2 separate regions of the Homo sapiens genome follow, and region 2 is linked to region 1. A link is a contact called in ENCODE Hi-C or POLR2A ChIA-PET data. All regions are on one chromosome and are shown on one strand. Each heading gives the region's core, a stretch centred on a gene start or an enhancer-like site at or near the end of the contact. The rest is flanking DNA. Distances are from core to core; before and after follow the strand shown.

Evidence for each region. Hi-C counts contacts between places; a loop is a spot of excess contacts on that map. ChIA-PET counts read pairs that join two places held with the same protein, here RNA polymerase II (POLR2A). Pooled maps may share reads with other maps.
Region 2: a loop to region 1 is called in a map of heart right ventricle, with 2.3 times the contacts of the local background. The contact joins two enhancer-like sites. A Hi-C loop is called at or near these places in 3 of 168 maps with a recorded cell type or tissue (body of pancreas, heart right ventricle and prostate gland) and 2 of 50 pooled maps. POLR2A ChIA-PET finds 5 or more read pairs at or near these places in 5 of 52 experiments (H1, WTC11, activated CD4-positive, alpha-beta T cell and 1 more).

Annotation. Positions count from the first base shown.
Region 1 is chr13:29,503,922-29,509,478 of GRCh38, forward strand. MTUS2 (microtubule associated scaffold protein 2) reads left to right here. Exons shown (of 16, transcript NM_001033602.4): 16 at 1-2,026. SLC7A1 (solute carrier family 7 member 1) reads right to left here. Exons shown (of 13, transcript NM_003045.5): 13 at 5,493-5,557. Among named protein-coding and RNA genes, the nearest start is that of MTUS2-AS1, 19 kb to the left of the region's middle. Within about 2 kb of position 3,635, at least 4 of the 41 ENCODE cell types and tissues checked have a DNase peak (open chromatin) inside an H3K27ac peak, as active enhancers do.
Region 2 is chr13:29,571,684-29,577,367 of GRCh38, forward strand. All of the region lies in intron 1 of SLC7A1 (solute carrier family 7 member 1), which reads right to left. Among named protein-coding and RNA genes, the nearest start is that of SLC7A1, 21 kb to the right of the region's middle. RefSeq lists an enhancer at 1,669-1,788. Within about 2 kb of position 1,693, at least 6 of the 41 ENCODE cell types and tissues checked have a DNase peak (open chromatin) inside an H3K27ac peak, as active enhancers do.

The sequences.
Region 1 (5,557 bases), core at 2,385-4,884:
CATGAGCGGATAAGGGAGAGCAGTGGGAAACCCTAAGGGGGTTTAGCAGTTTTGCAGATGTTACCCATGACAGTGACTCATCTCTGATAGTCTTGTAAACACAAGTTTTGCTTTTTTCCTAAATGGCATCTCAGACTCGGTCATTAAGCTATTGTTGCACCCTCCGGAAAACATGGCAGAGCATGACCTTTGAGTAAGAGTGAGGATGACCTTGCAGATGACTGTGCCCATTCGCGCTCCATCCTCATGAAGGAAATTGCTGCCAAGGTCTGTATTTTGACCAGGCACAGAGGGGGAACATCACTCCAGCTTTCCATGTGGTTCACTCTGATGCGATGCTGTAAATGATCAACTCTTTGAAATAGGACCCTCAGGCCCCCATTTCCTAGCAGCCCCCCTTCAGTTTGGTTCTACAACTCAACCCCTTCACTGCACATTGAGATGGCTCAGGGGTTCTAGCAGGGGCTTCCAGAAAAAAAAAACACCATTTCTGTCCCGGGGGACCAGTTCTGAGCTGTGCTAGATCATCACACGACCACCCAGAAACCCACTTGCACTTCCTGCTGGATGATCAGGCAACGCTGCTGCTGACCGTGCTCCCATCTTAGACCCAGAAGGTTCTCCCAAACAGAGGAGCCCAGTGAAACAGCCAGCCAGGGGGCACCAGCTCCTGGACTGGCATCTGTCTCTAAAATGGTAGAATTAGGATATGAACAGTACTCATGTAGTGGTGTGGAAGATTAGGAGCATGATACACAAAAGGAAGAAGTAGTTTTAACAGATATGGTGATGATGATGATGCCCTTGTTTCCTGTATGTGACAAAGACCCTGCACTTTCTCCCTGAGACCCCCCCAAAATTGTCCTGAGCACAGGCCTGTCTTTGAGCGTGCCCAAGGCGAGAAGAACCATGAGGGGGTCCTGCAGGGGCCGGAGCCATGGAACGGGGAAGAAAACAGCCCGCGGACGGGGTCGGCTTGTCCAGGGCACGCCTGCTCGGCACACGTGTTGCCAACGTGAAGGCAGACATGGTCCCTGGCCCTAGGATGAGTCCACGCTGGGCTTCCGGGCCTCAGGTGCATCTCCAGCCAACCTCCAAGGGTCTTGCTCCTTCTGGGGACGTACACAGTAAATCCACATGGAAACACCACCATTTCTCTTTGCTTTAGTGGCTCTGCATGATACTGTGATATTGAGTTGGGCATTCCATTAGAGTAGATCTTGCCACATTGACTAAATACACAAGTATTTATTCTAGTAGCAGGCACAACCTGCAAACACAAATTCAGTTACAGCTTAGCTGTCCGAATTAGGAACCGCTTACATAGCCGCACCTGCTAAATGCAGTTACACAGCAATACTGACTTCCGTGTGATGCTAGAACGTGGTACAGTGTATTAGGCTGCTGTGGTCAGAGTTGTAGCATCGTTAGCACTAAGTAATTCCTCATTAGGTGGACTTCGGTGAGAGCTTTGCCCTAACCTGCCCTGACCTTGGGTACTTGAGCTAATTTCCACGTGGCCCTGGCTTCGTGGTTTGTTTGTTTTTTTTCTTTTGTTACGGACACCCATCATGTATGGCTCCTCATCTGAGCCATCACCGCTCCCGAAACACATGGGGCGGCAGCTGCTGTGCCTCCTTCTCAATTCTTCCACCCCCCCACACCATCAGAATTCGGATTTCTCTCCACGTGGCGTCTGCCTCTGTCCCCTTCCAGGCTGGAGCGACGTTTCCACGTTCGGATGCTGCAGCCTCTGCACCTGCCTCAGACAGACCCACCAGATACCACCTGTCTCTTCGTGGCATTTGGGAGATGCGTGGGCGGCCTGCCCCCCGACCGCCGCCCCTGCCCACCACATGCTGGGACAAGGTTCTGGCTGGATGTCAGAATGGATGGGGGTGGGGGCAGCCCTGGCCGTGATTAGTTGAATGAATGGGGTCACAACATCCCTTTTCCTGCCCCTACAGTTTGTGTTGCATATTTGTGTTTAAAGCCTATTAAAATAAACTTGAGGGACTTTCTGCGATATCTACTTGATGTAACTGGAGACCTGTCCCTCTCAGGCTGGGGATCCCAGGCAGGGAGGCAAGGGGGGTGGCGTTTGCAGGCTGGACCCCTTTTCTGTGTGTGCCGGGGTTGGGTGATGGTCCGTGAGAGAAGTCTTGTAGAGACCCCCTCTCCCCTGACTCCGCAGGTCCCAGGTCCCTGCGCCCACCCCTCCAGCCTGGGGGCTTGAGCAGCCCCTCCCCTGGACTTGGGAGCTCAGTGCCTCTGCTCTGCAAGGCCGGGTGCGCTGGAGTTGGCTGGAAGGAGGACATAAAAGGTCATTCACTCATTTCAACCTGAAAGTGCTTGCTCCCCCCATCCCGATGGCCTTCAGTTTGGGCTGCAGCCGGTTTAGCCAGCTGGACCTCGAAGTGTCCCACAGGTGTCTGGCACCATCACAAGGGAGACAGCTGGGTTCGCAGGTTCCCTGTGGTGGTTTTGCAGGGTCTGTGGGAGTGGCAGCTATTTCAGCGAGATCAGCAAGTCCCTCCTGAACAAGTAGTGAACAACAGACCCTTTGGAGACACAAATTCACTTCCGGACCTCACAGGGAACACCCCAGGGCCACCTCTGGGTCATCCCAGTATATCGATGGCAATCTAGTTATTAATAATCTATCTATCTGGCCACGTGTCCTAACCTGTTTGTTTCTTTTGGGGTGTCTTGAGCACCCTTCACTTTCATAATGACCCCCTCCCATTGTCCTTACCCCACCTTATGCGGTAAACAAGGCAGCTGGCAGCACCTCCACATAACAAAGGAGCAAATGGGTGGCAGCCACCAACACGAGCAGGAGGTGAGATTAGAGCCAGCTTTCCACTGTCCATGGAGAATGGTGTCCCCTTCCACGGCTCATTTGCAGTAGGCAGAGGAGACTCTGGAAGTCAACTCACTCACTGACCTCCTCTGTGCCAAGGAGCCCTGAGAGCTGGCTCTCCCTTCGTGGGAGACTTGCATCCCCCTAGCAAGAAGGGAGTTACGGAGTTAAGCACAGGTGGAAACCAAATGGTTGGACAGCTTCCCACCTGCGATTGAAGTTGAAGGATGTTCTCAAAGCCATTGCTGCATCAGTGTGTACACTTCGAGCAATGACTCTGGGATTGCACCCTGTCACCTCATCTGTAACCACCAAGTGGTGAGAATCCTGCCCACGTGAGAGTCTGTCAAATGCTTACATACACACACAGATACACACACACTACACACAATCCCGAAGGCTGGTAAGCCATTCTGGTGGTTAAGACAGAGCATGTTAATTCACTTAAATTAAATTTGCTAAATACATTTTTGTTAGCCAGTCTGCATCTTTCAAACCTCTTGCCCCAAACCTCATAAAATAAAACCAAGACAGACACCTGGTGTTTCTGAGGCCAGGCTTGGGTCACTCCCACCGCAGCGTGATGATGCAGGCCAATCTTCCTCACTCACTAAGTCGGGAAGCTTTTTCCAGTGCCAGCGCCAGGCAGGGTCGGGATGCCCTACAGCTCCGAGCTCAGACAGCCCTGTCCCTTGTATGTCTGCAGACCTCCTGGGTGCCCATGCCTCCTCCCTCTAAGGCACTCACACCACAGACACGAAGAGAGCACCTGCCACGCAGCTGCTGACTGTGCATAGCGGCTTCTCACATGACTGCACCGCCAAATTCACGCGGCAGGCACTGGGCTTCGTCCCTCCTCCTGCACTGTGGGAGCAGCGGTTCAGAACCAGCTGGCACTCATCATCAGGTGCATTGTTTTAAGGAGAATTTAAAAGCATCCATGGCAAAGTCCCACCCAGCACAGCTTTTTCTTCCCCACGCAGTCTCAGATCCACTGGGATTAAGTGCTCAGCCACACCAAGAGCCAAAAAGCTGTTCCCCTCATCAGCAAACATACTGCCTGTTTCATTCCTGAAGACTTTTCCTCACGTTGTGTTTTTTAAATGGCTGTATTTATGGCTGAGTGGACAGGCTTAATTTGGTAAAACTGAACTGTTCCCTTTGAACAGGGGTTGATGGGATTATCTGTAGTTGGTTCCAGCCCTCCCTGCTGCAGCCTCAGACCCTGCCCAGGTCTGTGTGGTGTAAGGGCTGGGCTGAAGTTGGAAGCCAGGCCAGCACCCCAGGCCATGGCTCCACAGGCTTCCTTGTTGCTGCGAATGCCATTTGGAGGCAGCTTTTGAATGACCAGAGGTGCTTCATAACCAAAATGTGCAAGGGAAAACTTTCTCCAGGTGGTACCCCTCAAGCCTACAGCCTGGCATCGCCCCACAGGACCTTGAGGAGCCACCGGTCAGGATTTTCGAAGAGAGTGCTGAAAGACTTGGCATGGCCTTTTCAAGCTGTCTGTGCGGCACCAAGCAGTAGCCACTAGGTGGCAGTGTGGCGCTGCAGGAACTGGGGTCCACCTTGCACTTGGCTCAAAGTCATCCTTAGGGACCAGAGGACACATACAAAAATCCAGGAACAAGGCATGCCCCATGCTTATTTCCCAGTTCTGGAATCTATCAGGCTCTCTGGGCTGCTTTGCGAAGCTGGCCCCTTTTGTGAATCAGGTTCTGCAGCAGCAGAACCTCCCGCAGTAATTACACTGGGCCAGAAACCACGCCCAACCTGTGTCCCAGGGGCACGCTGCACGAGCTTGCTTACCCACCACGCAAGCTCTGTGGTCTGGCTTTCTGTGTGGCCAAGGAACACGAAATGTGCATGATGCTTTCAGGTGCAGACGCTCATCACATATTCCAGATCATAGGCACGCTGGGGCCCGGAGAGCAGCTCGCCTGCCTTCCTCTCTGCACAGCTCCCTGGGTGTCTGCTTTCAGCACCATCCATCAGCTGACAAAACTCAAAGGTCAAACCTTATCTTCTGGGCAGCAGATCTTCTGGTATAGCTGCTGTGAATCACTGCCTTTTACTGTCTGGGAATTAAGGCTCACTTGACTGAATTTGCCTCTAGTGCAAAAATGGATCCTTTCTCAAGGGAGTTGAGGGAGTGAGATAGTAACAATTACCAGGATAGCTACACTCCCCGACAGCCCCTCCGCCCTGCATGCACTCTGCTCCCTCTAACAGGATAGTGTATGTGCAGGCCAGCACAGACTGGGGCGGCAACAGGTGAGGGCGTTTTGTTGCCAGAGACCAAGTCCTTCAGCAAATGCCTGACAACTGGCAGCCTCTGAGCTGCTTTATCCCAACAGCTTGGTTGGAAGGAAGACCTCTGTGGCCCCAAAGCCAAATAAATCTGCAGACAGTATCAGAGATCCAAAATGGGGGCTCAAGGGATTCTCTGGTTGAGGCTCAAATTGTTGGAATAAGGATTTTCCCCAAATGGCTACAGGAAAGTGAGAAGATAGGACTAAAGTCACGGGCTGTGGGGAAGCAGAGCGGGATCTGGAACTCTCCATGGGGCACTTCCAGGCCTGGGTCCCAGGAGAGACCCACTAGGATTCTTGAGATCACACCATGCACATGGAAGCCATAGAATTTATTCGAATTTGCAGAAGCATGAGATAATGTACCACAAAAGAGTTTGAT
Region 2 (5,684 bases), core at 443-2,942, 66 kb after region 1:
TTCTTCCACTCTGAACTCAGGCGGAAAAGGATTGCCCAGTCCAGAGCCGCTTTCCTCCTTCCAGGAGGTCTGGACACTCACAAAGCCCAGTTATTTGTTTTGCAAACTGTGTATACATTGAATGGAAATGTTTGTTTTCCATATCCCGCTTTACGTCTCTAAAGACAAATGATTAAAGAATCATTTCAAGGGCATTTTTTGTTTTGCTCATCCCCTCCAACCTGCTTGTATTAAGCAGCCTCACTTCCTGCCTTTTAACTTACATTTCTGTCCACCTATCATCCACTCTTCTTTGTTGACCTTTGCGTGTACAGTGTTGCTTCAAAAACCTTCAAAGGAAAGGTCAAAGTGAAATGTCACAAGGGAAGCAGGCCTGATGGCCAGTGGCCAAGGAGGCACCAATGCCCAGGTCTGAGGCTGCCTGTGGCATGCATGACACTGCCCCAAAACGCAGGTGGTGAGGGTGCAGCGGCCGCCTGTGGGTCCCAAGCACGACTCCAAGTGCGACACGCTGTCTAGGCCATCTGGTCCCACACCAAGTCACATCTGTGCCCAGAGAAGCCCAGTGGACCAGTGCGGGCCCCCCAGCCCTCAGGGCAGAGCCAGGACGCTTCACACAAGAGTCACTCATTGGATTTTCTACTCCACGCACACGCTGTCAATAATGGCAGGCGCCACCTAAAGGGGCAGGTGCCAGTGTAATTTAACAGGGGAGAAAAAGTACAGAGGCCACCCAGGAGGATGCTGGAAAGACAGAGGGTGGGGAGTGGGAAGAAACACTCAGGACCCGCGGCACCAGGGCGTGGGACTAGAACGAAAAGCAAGAAGACCATGTGAGGGGCAGGGGAGGAAGGACTGGCCGGATGCCATCAGTTATCATCAATATGAAGGGAATGAGCCCAAGGTAACTCTGAAATCCTAAACTTGGATTTGGAAGCACTGAATCTGAGCTGAGGGTGGCCCTCAGTAAGGCACTGTGGCCCTACCGCTCTGGTTCCCCCAGTCGTTCTCTGCCCTAGTTTGTAATCTACAAAGTGATCAGAAGCTCATAAAACATGGGCACGAGCACTACAGTTGACCAGCACTGGGCGGGGAAGGTGATCCTGGGAAACCTGCATGGGACTGTGCACACCAACCACACCAACCAGAAGCAGCCAACACACACAACCGCAAGGGCCAACTCAACATGGTAATCAACATCTAAAGCTGCACAATTTGATGGAGGAAAACTCCACTTGGAAGGGATAAGTGGTCCAGGAGAAACAGAGACAGAAGCTCAAAGCTGTCAGATCTGCCACAGACAAGTGGCTGGTAAATACAAGAAACCTTTCTTGAAAATGCAGATAGCAAATAATCTATCCTGGAGAGAATAATGTCACGAAACATGAAAAATGTAAATGGTTTATTTGTGCTCTAAAAACACAATGATTTAAACTGAAGGTCACTCAGGACAATATTGTCATCAAAAAATTCTTTGGTGATGACATATATCTGATAAAATATTTATATTCCTAAATGACAGTCAAAATATCCTCGGATCAAAAAGCAGTCTTGCCACATGTCCTGTGTCCAACAGAACAGATAGAACTATCTGGCAAGCAGGTGGGGCTGTGAGAATCTGAAACGAGGAACTTGGATGTGGAGCACACCCAGAGGCACGTGTTGCCGGGAGTGAGATCCCTGGGAGAAAAGAAGGCAGCTGTTACCAGAATCGCGGGGAACACCACACTCTGGCAGCTGAAGGAGGAAGTAGCACACAGATGATGGGGAGGTGCAATTCTAGAGTCCAAAGGCAGACGGACTTCTCTAAAGCCAGAGAGTGTCTGACTCTGTGTGTCTGCCTTAAGGCCCACATCGTCCCCTTTCAAAGTGCACCAGGAGCCACAAAAGACAATGTGACTGGATGGTAACTTAGCAAAGAGCTGTCAGATCAAATACAGGACTGCCCAGTTAAATCTAAATTTCATGTGAATGACCAATAATTGGTTAATGTAAGTATGCCCCAAATATATCACAATGATGTCCCAAATATTGCCAACAAATAATCTTTTAGTATAAAAAAGTTATACTAAAAAAAGTATCCATTGCTTATTTATAATTCAAATTTAACTGGGCATCCAGTATTTTTATTGCTAAACCTGGTAACCCTGGTTTGGTACTGACAGCTCAGGCCTCAGGCCTGAACACCTCCCCTTTGCCCAGCACCTTTCTAGCCGCAGACCATGAACCCTGACTTCCACAGGCATTTCTGCGTACCCAGCTACTAACAAGCAATGACTCCATTCTTTGACAAGCTCTCTCACATGCTGAAAACAAAGAAAGCCTCCTTCAACAGACCCAGAAAATTAGAGAATCTGTAGAAAGGAATGGCCAATCGTATTAAATGTTTCAGAGACACCACAGGGGGTGAGGACTGAGACAAAATCAGGATATTGTCTAATTCAAGAGAGAGGAAATTGAAATTGTGAGCAGTTTTAGTAGAATAGTAGGAGCTTAGTTTACAAAGGGATGAAGATAGATGGTAAGAGTGTGACATTCTCTTTCATTCACTTAATCATTAAAAAACAGGGTTCTTGACCAACTGCCTGTGTTATCACTCTAGCTGTGGGAGATGCCTTGCAACTTCCAGAAAGGCCTACAGAGCTCCCCATTCAGAGCTGAAAGTACATTTTTTATTAATTTTCACCAAATATCACTGACGCTTAATGTTGCCTAGTGCTCACGTGAACAAGAACACGAACTCATCTGTGGGAGTTATGGCCCATAAGGGCAAGAACCTGGGAAAGTCAGTGCCAGCACCTGTAGGAGCTCACCCAATACCTGTGGAACACATGAATACATGAATGGAGGCTGTCTTCTCAAAGAGCCTGTTTTGAAATTTGAAATCTTACATAAAAATGGAAAGCCAAGGTCTAGGGTAAACCTTAACATTTCGTAGCACTCACTGGAGCAGCTAATGCTTTTTTTTTTTTTTTTTTTTGAGACGGAGTCTTGCTCTGTCACCAGGCTTGAGTGCAGTGGTGCGATCTCGGCTCACTGCAAGCTCCGCCTCCTGGGTTCACGCCATTCCCCTGCCTCAGCCTCCCAAGTAGCTGGGACTACAGGTGCGCGCCACCATGACTGGCTAATTTTTTTGTATTTCAGTATAGACGGGGTTTCACCATGTTGGCCAGGATGGTCTCGATCTCCTGACCTCGTGATCCACCTGCCTCGGCCTCCCAAAGTGCTGGGATTACCGGCATGAGCCACCGTGCGTGGCCAGAGCAGCTAATACTTCTTTACTTTTTAACCAGTCTGTCAGCAGAGGATTATTTGCAGCACAAATCACAAGTATCTGTCCTGGGCCCAAACCAAACAAATGAACAAAAACACCTGTTCTACCTAATGAAGCATATGCTAAGATTCACAAAAATAAAGCAGAGAAGAAAAGCTACCACCTCCTAAACTCAAGCTAATCTTGTTCAGAAGGCACTTTTTCTAGGCCCCTTTGTGTTACCGTTGCAACTGTTCTTTAGTTACAGGAGCATTTAATCAAACAAACACCTAAGAACACCATGATTTTCTTATTTATATATAAAGGTATTATTCTACCCGGTGCCAATTTCTCTTGCTCTGTGCTGGAAGAATGCCCAGGCAGATCTTCTCAAAACAGTAAACTCAAACAACAAAAAAAGAAGAAGACATAGTTTTAAAAGCCGAGTGCTGTATACTGCCTCTAACTTATGATAAATCCCCAGTATATTTTGAATTTTTAAAGAGAAACCTTTACTTGTTTTGCTTCTGTAAACTTTCCTTTGTGCTAAAGGACTCAACTTTAGAATTTACAAACTTAAATAAGAGTCTGAACTAAAGATGTATTTAGCTCTTGGATATGCTATTAAGTATTACTTGCCATAAAACAAATGTGCCATACTTCTGCCCCCGAATCCCGTAAAATATCTACTTTTAGGTATTTTATGACACAGTTAACAGTGAGCCTAAAAGTAAGTTTACGTACAAACTAAACCAAAGGTTTTTCATACCAATGTCTAAAAAGTTTAGATTCCAAATGTAGTCTATTTTCAATACAGTACAAACTTTTTCAAAGTTGGCTCAAAGAAAGAGATTTCTGTCCCTGTTTGAGGGACATGAGTGCCCACTGTGGTCACCTGCCTCTGCCCTGCAACTTCCAGAAAGGCCTACAGAGCTCCCCATTCAGAGCTGAAAGTACATCTTTTATTAATTTTCACCAAATATCATTAATGTTTAATGTTGCCTAGTGCTCACATGAACAACAACATGAACTCATGGCTTGATAACTGGTGGAATTATCAAGAAATTTAGGCCACGTGTGGTAGCTCATGCCTATAATCCTAGCACTCTCGGAGGCTGAAATAGGAGGATCCCTTGAGGCCAGGAGTTTGAGAATAGCTTGGAGAACATAGCAAAGCTCTGTCTCTACAAAAACTATTCTAAAAAATTAACCAGGTGTGGTGGAGTGCACCTGTAGTCCCAGTTATTCAGGAAGCTGAGGCAGGAGGATTGCTTCAACCCAGGAGGTCAAGGCTGCAGTGAGCTGTGATCACGCCACTGCACTTCAGCCTGGGTATCAGTATGAGATCCTGTTTTTTAAAAAAAAAAAAAAGGAAAGAAAACAAAAGAAATTTAAAGCTTCCTGCAGGTAGGAAGAACCACACAAACTATATTCAGATAAGACTGAACAATTTTCTAACAGCAGAGAACTAGCTAATGCAACTGACATGGTGTTGAAATTGGGAATCAGTTACTTGCATTGTATCACTGTTTCTCAGGGTCATACACTCTCCCTACATTCCAAAGGCTGACACCAATAGTACCAAGTTCAAATCAAACCTATACTTGGTGGAGCTGCAGAAAGTGAGAGAAGGAGGGGACAGGACAGGATGTCTGGGCCATCCCGATGGTCCACTTGGTCTGTTCATTTGCTGAGCGGCCTTGTTCCGTGAGTGCCCTGTGGGCTTCCAGGACAACAGATGCACCATCTCTAGTGCCATTTGAAACTAAATGAAAGAATGAGGAGGAAAAAAAAAAGGAAACTGGTATCTGCTGCCCAACTGATAAATGCGCAGCTCTGTACTGAGAATTGGCCAACCATTGCCTCGATTCTCAGACACCCTGGAAGTTGGCACCTGGCAAGTGGGCAGAGGAAGGCCTGCAGCAGGTTCCTACAGCCGGTCAGCACCAGAGACCAGGCTAGAACCCAGGTCTGTCTGGCGCCAACACCTCTACTCCTCTTCCCATTCAGGTAGCTCTGGGTCAGAGGGGCCCTGGTCCTAGCCTGTCACCTCCATCACTGGTTGTCTTTTTTTAATCACCTAAATTTAAATACCATTACAGAAGTTTACAAATTGCTTTATCCAGAGTGAAACACAAGGTGAATTCTAAAATTCAAATGAAATTTGGCATAAGGTCTTTTACTGTAGCCTGAATCGGCAAAAGGTACAGTGAACTCAATGGTCGGATGGGGCAGGGGCTTCCTCTCCCTGCACCTCAGTAGCCACCTTCTCTCCCAGCCACTTTGTTGGTGAAGACGTCTGGGGCTTTTCTCCACACCTCAAGCTGGTGGCCAGGCTGGCATCCAGCTCTGACTCTGAACTCCCACCCAACTAGGTCAGGGTTAGCCAGAGCCAGGCGCCAGATTCAGCAGGCTCCCACAGTTGGAGCCA